Regions from separate parts of the Homo sapiens genome. Here region 1 is linked to region 2. Evidence: chromatin contacts called from ENCODE Hi-C or POLR2A ChIA-PET data. All regions are on one chromosome and are shown on one strand. Each heading gives the region's core, a stretch centred on a gene start or an enhancer-like site at or near the end of the contact. The rest is flanking DNA. Distances are from core to core; before and after follow the strand shown. Region 1 holds the start of MLIP (muscular LMNA interacting protein). Region 2 holds the start of GCLC (glutamate-cysteine ligase catalytic subunit).

Region 1 (2,700 bases), core at 70-2,569, 570 kb after region 2:
AGCTGCCCGCCACAACGCCCGGCTAATTTTTTGTATTTTTTAGTAGAGACAGGGTTTCACCATATAAGCCAGAATGGTCTCGATCTCCTGACCTTGTGGTCCGCCCGCCTCGGCCTCCCAAAGTGCTGGGATTACAGGCATGAGCCACGGCGCCTGGCCAGTATAGGGCTTTTTCTTGTTTTCTTTTTTCACTTTGTATCTTTGTTATTTGTTTACCTGTTTTATATTCTCAAACCATTAGCTTTTTGAGGGCAAGAGGCACTTATATTCTCTTTTGAGTATCCATAAATATGTGTAAAATAGAAGAAGGCTCATAGTTTTTTTTATAACACGGCACTTATATTCAGAAATTTAGATCATATTCTAGGTCTGTGTTGTTTGGAATAGTTCCTCCCACTGTGCTAATAGAATCACTTATAGCAATTATTTTACTCATTATGTTTCCATAATCTCAGGCTTTTGATAACATCGAAAATGTGAAGAGGCATAATCTAGGTTTCTAAAATAGTAATTCCTTCCCATAGCCTTTGATCTATATCTAGTCCTTTGGATACAACACTTTTCACTGCCAAAGCACAAATGTAGATATTACAGATTTGGAGAAAAATCAATACTTAGAAAATAGAAGTACTGAAAGCTGAAGACTCCAATCAATTTCACATATGAAGTTTTAAGGTTTGTCTGCAGTCAGGATTCTCACTGTCTTCCAGGAACCTTGGAATGAAATTCTGTTTTGACAAGGATTTGATTCCAAGCTTTATTTTAGAGGTGATTTTGTTAATAACATAACTTCAGTCACTACAGATGCTCCTGTATTGTTGCTTACAATTTATATACTAAGGATAAAGTTACTGATATTTTGAAATAACTGTGTGTTTTCTAGTTCTTTATTTGGACACAGTGTTTGCATGTATTTATACCTCTAAATGTTCTCTATGAGCATGACCAACTGATTATTGAGATTGGCAGGTGCTAGCGCCCTTCAATCAGCTTCTCATTGCTGCACAATCTGGCTTTTCTCTTCTTTTCACAGAATATATAATTGGAATACATGCATGAAAAGAAAAGAGGGAAAACACATATCAGTGGCTTTTTTTCTTTTTCTTTTTCTTTTTTTCACTTCTACTGATTCCATTTCAGCAGTTAGTATGACCTCTCATAATGTTCCAAATCTAAAAATTGTCAAAACAGAAATCTACTCTTCGGAGCTGACACAATTCCTCAATTTTGGAATGACTCTGCTTTACCTCTTTTTAGAATTTCTTCTTTCTGCGTGAGTGTGTGTGTGTTGTTTTAGTATGAGGCTCCCTTCCCACCTCAGTCATTGGTTTGCTCGCTCCCTTATGTGATGAATCAATGCTTTCAGAACAGGGGCTTCTGAGTGACTGCGGGAACAATTACTTCCAAATGACCTCGTGCATCTTATCAGGGAGCATTCAGACCACACCCCAGGTAAAAGGAAGTCTTTGCTTAATGCTTTCAGTAACTTTTAAAAGCAGTGTACGGTGCTGGTGGTATTTGCTGCAAGGATGTGAGGGAGAGCTGCCCAGTGAAGATAAATTTGTATGTATATTGAAATGAAATGCTATCTTCACTTAGAGAAAAGGGTGAGCTGATAAAGACAAAACTGCTCATTGGGCAAAGAAAATGCTCAGGATTGCCCTTGGCACAGTGATAATGTAAGATACCCTGTAATGCCTTAACAGGAGGCTAGAGGCCATCTGCGAGTGTGGGTGTCAACATCTGAAGGAAGAGAACTTTTAGGGAAATATAAGAAAGGAAGGCATTACAGCCCAAAACTGAGCAAAGGAGCTGTTAGCCTGCGTGGCATGCGGGAAAACAGTTTCTCAAATTATTAGGCTATCCGGTGAGAAGATGACGTTCTTAGAGATTTTGAGCATTTCAAAGTGTATTTAGAAAAAGATTTTAATCCTTTTATCTCATATTTCTATGACTAAATTAGTTTCCCAAGGATAGAAACTAAGATATTTAAATAACATTGACAACTGAAAGTGTTAATTGGCAATTAACAAGTGCAATGCTGTTAACATGCATCTGTTGCTGCTTTGTGTGGAAAATGGTTTTTCATCACCATAGCAATTCATTCTTAGGCTACATTGGAACTTAGCCACAGTATGCAGTAAACAGCAAATATTTTTTTGTTCTCTCCTAAACAAGGGATTAAATAGTCTACTGGCTAATATGTGGCTCTTTATCTGAATGTTGCATTGCATAGTTGGTGTAATTTCAAATTCTTTTCCAACTGAAATTCCTTGTGAATGAGTATTAGATCCTTGGTAAGTTAAGGATGCTAGGTAAAGGTGGTGAAAAGAGCTAATATTGTACTGTTAGCTTAAAAGCGAATACCAAATGATTGCCCTTTTTGTGATTATTCTTCTGAAGATATGTATGTGGACAGGAATTTATGTCTGATCTTGTTATTCTCCAACAGTAACTCAGGAAGATGAATAAGTCTTTAGTTTTATTAGATTTCCTGTTTCTGTGTTTTCTGGAATCACATCATGTACTGGTTCAACTAAAATAAAAAAAAATTGTTTCCTTACACTGGTGAGAAAATTTTATGTAGGATATGGATGTTTCTTTAGGAAAATATAACAATAAATTAGAAAGAAATAGGTTTTCTTCTTTTCAGTTGCCTTTATTGTCAGGATGTGGTTATGTTTAGAAATTTTTTAGGCA
Region 2 (2,700 bases), core at 93-2,592:
TACTGAGAATCTAGAGACATTTCATCTCTAGGCAGAACACTGGTTTGTAAAGTTTAGTTGCTGGACCTAGGCCATGGAAAGACACAAGCAAATCCTAATGTTGAAACTCTAAATGCATTCCCACTTAGAATTAAACAGGAAAGGGAAGGTTCCTCCCCCATGTAGGAAACTGAGCCGTAATTTACTGGTTTCAATTTATAGCTATGAAGTGTGTGTGTTTTGGAGGGGAGGGAAGATGAGAAGTTGGAGAGGTTTAAGGAAAAGACACCTGCATGAGGTAGGGCAGAAGTGGACATCCTGAAGACCTGATTTCTAAAAGCAGCAGGCCTACTAGGAAAACTTAAATCTCTTTCATATTGACCGCAAAAGCGAATTTTGAGCCTGTAAGGTGGATCATGGTAGTTGCCGGTCTGCAGATACACTAGGTTGAAGACTCGCAGCACCTAATGTCACTTTTTCATGCTCACGCCCTCCCAGCGCCCAATCCGTGTTTATGGAATGAAGGGGAAAACCCAAAAGAATGAATGAACAAGAAAGGAGTCTAGTCAGGAGGATGGCCCTGGACGCGGACTAGGCGAAAGCAGGGACGATGCTCCCGGGGCCGGGAGGCGCTCGAGGACCCCCGGGCGCAGTGGAGAACGCGGACCGCGATAGGGCCGGGGGCGTAGGGCAAGACAAAGGCAGCGCGGGCGGCCAGACACGGGTGCCCGGCGGGGACGGGGACCGCGGGCGCTCACCTCATCGCCCCACTTGAGAACGTCCTTGTGCCGGTCCTTGACGGCGTGGTAGATGTGCAGGAACTGGAGGATCCCGTGCCGCCGCACGTGGTCGGCATGGCGCTTGGTTTCCTCCCAGCTCAGCGGCGAGCCCTGGGACAGCAGCCCCATGGCCGCCCCCTCCTCCTCCTCCTCCTCCTCCGGGCTGACGGCGGTCGCCCGCTCCGGGCGCGAGACGGACACTCAGCCGCCCGCAGAAGGCGGCTGCCGCTCCACCCCGCGGGGGCGCTCTCGGGCCGCAGTCGGCGGAGGGAGGGTCCTGCCCGCTCCGGCTCCCCGGCGGCGGCCCCTGGCGCCCAGGTGACAGACCCTGGGTCCGACGCACCGCGCGGAGGCGAAGGCAGAAGACCGAGAGCAGGCGGGACGGCTCTCGGCCCGGCGGCCTCGCCCTCCCCGCTGCTCCTCCTCCCGCTCCGATGCGGCGGCGGCGGACCCCACGGCCGCGCTGCCGCGGCGGCTCCCGCTTCTCTTTGCCGGTCTGGTGCACTGGCTTCTTCCTACTTGTGACCAAAACCTGCGCCGCCGCGGAGCATGCCCAGTCTTTGCGTCCGCTAGCTCGCCGCTCCTGGGCGCGATCCTGCGCTCCAGGTTTTATAGACTACGGGCGAAGGCGGGGAGAGGAGGCGGTGCAGCGGCGGAGGCGTGGCCTGAAGCCCGGTGGGAACCGCGGGGGCTCAGGAGGCGTGTGCAAGGGTGATTGGGTCGCAGTTGAGGGGAGCAGCTCGCGAGAAGGGGGCGTGCGGTCGGCCTCGCTTTACGCAAACGCGACATATCAAAATGCATTTTTTTTCCTAATCAGAAGAGATAAACTTGGGATTCGGGAAGAAAGTTGATTATTTGAATCAATGACGAACTCACCATATTATGTTTTAGTTGGACAGGGCCTCACACTTAGAGTGAGAGCGGCAGAATGTGTTGAGAAAAGTATTAACATGGTAGTGAAGTGAAACAGTTCAACTCTAGGCTCCATCACTTACTGACTGTGAGACTTGGGACGAGTTCTTCCCATATCTGCATAAAATTAGATTAATTCTATCTTTTATAGATGTCGTAATTATGTGCATAGTGTACATGTGTATAGTGTTGGCCAAAAAATTGACCTGGTTATTAAGAGGAATCAATTTGTCAACATGTGTAAATCATTATTCCCTACTGTCTTGATTAACTGGTGACCTATGTTCTCTGGATGGCACGGACACCATTTATTGCAAAAAGTCTCCAGACAGACCATATGAGGAACCATCTCCAAAAGTTTATCCTCCATCTAAACCTAAAATTCATCCCTTAAGTGATCAAAATGACGTTCTTGTGAGCCTACCGTGGGGTGGGGTTGAAGATAGTGGGAACACCTAGAGTTGGCCTTATCTCGGAGGGAAAGGAGAGGAAGGAGGTACCGTGCCCCCAAGTGATTGTTTAATAAATATGTGTTGACAGAGCAATGACCTGTCAGGGGAAAAGTGAAGGCAACTAGATCATACATGTACCTACCCAGAAAGTGTGTATTTATCATACCCTCTTCCCTCGCACTACAGAGTTAACATTTAGTAAGCACTTATTAATTGCTAAATGAGTGAGTACATGATAGCAGGATTCTCTTCTCCCACAGCCTTCATATTGGATGTGCCCCTCACAGGGCTTGGGGGCATGAATACCCAAGGTCTGGCTGGGATTTCCACAATGGTGTGTGTGTGTGTCTGTGTGTCTGTGTGTGTGTGTCTGTGTGTGGTAGGGATGTTTGAAGCTCAGGAGAAGATGTTTCCATCCTCATCACACAGGTGGGATAGAAATCAAACCACATTCTAATTTTTCCACAGCCTTTTCAACAACCTCCTTTGCCCTCCCACCAACCTCACCAGATCTGTATATGGTTCTGGCACTCTGTTGTTTTTCCTGCTTGAAATTCTCCATCTGACACACTCATGTT

What was found. Hi-C counts contacts between places; a loop is a spot of excess contacts on that map. ChIA-PET counts read pairs that join two places held with the same protein, here RNA polymerase II (POLR2A).
Region 1: a map of endothelial cell of umbilical vein shows a loop between it and region 2 (5-fold over the local background). The contact joins the promoter of MLIP here to the promoter of GCLC in region 2. A Hi-C loop is called at or near these places in 1 of 168 maps with a recorded cell type or tissue (endothelial cell of umbilical vein). POLR2A ChIA-PET finds 5 or more read pairs at or near these places in 1 of 52 experiments (activated T-cell).

The regions. Positions count from the first base shown.
Region 1 is chr6:54,110,124-54,112,823 of GRCh38, forward strand. MLIP (muscular LMNA interacting protein) reads left to right here and starts at 1,320. Exons shown (of 14, transcript NM_001281747.2): 1 at 1,320-1,452. The coding sequence starts at 1,357.
Region 2 is chr6:53,543,759-53,546,458 of GRCh38, forward strand. It overlaps GCLC (glutamate-cysteine ligase catalytic subunit), which reads right to left and starts at 1,343. Exons shown (of 16, transcript NM_001498.4): 1 at 738-1,343. The coding sequence starts at 887. RefSeq lists enhancers at 27-768, 607-666 and a silencer at 887-1,316.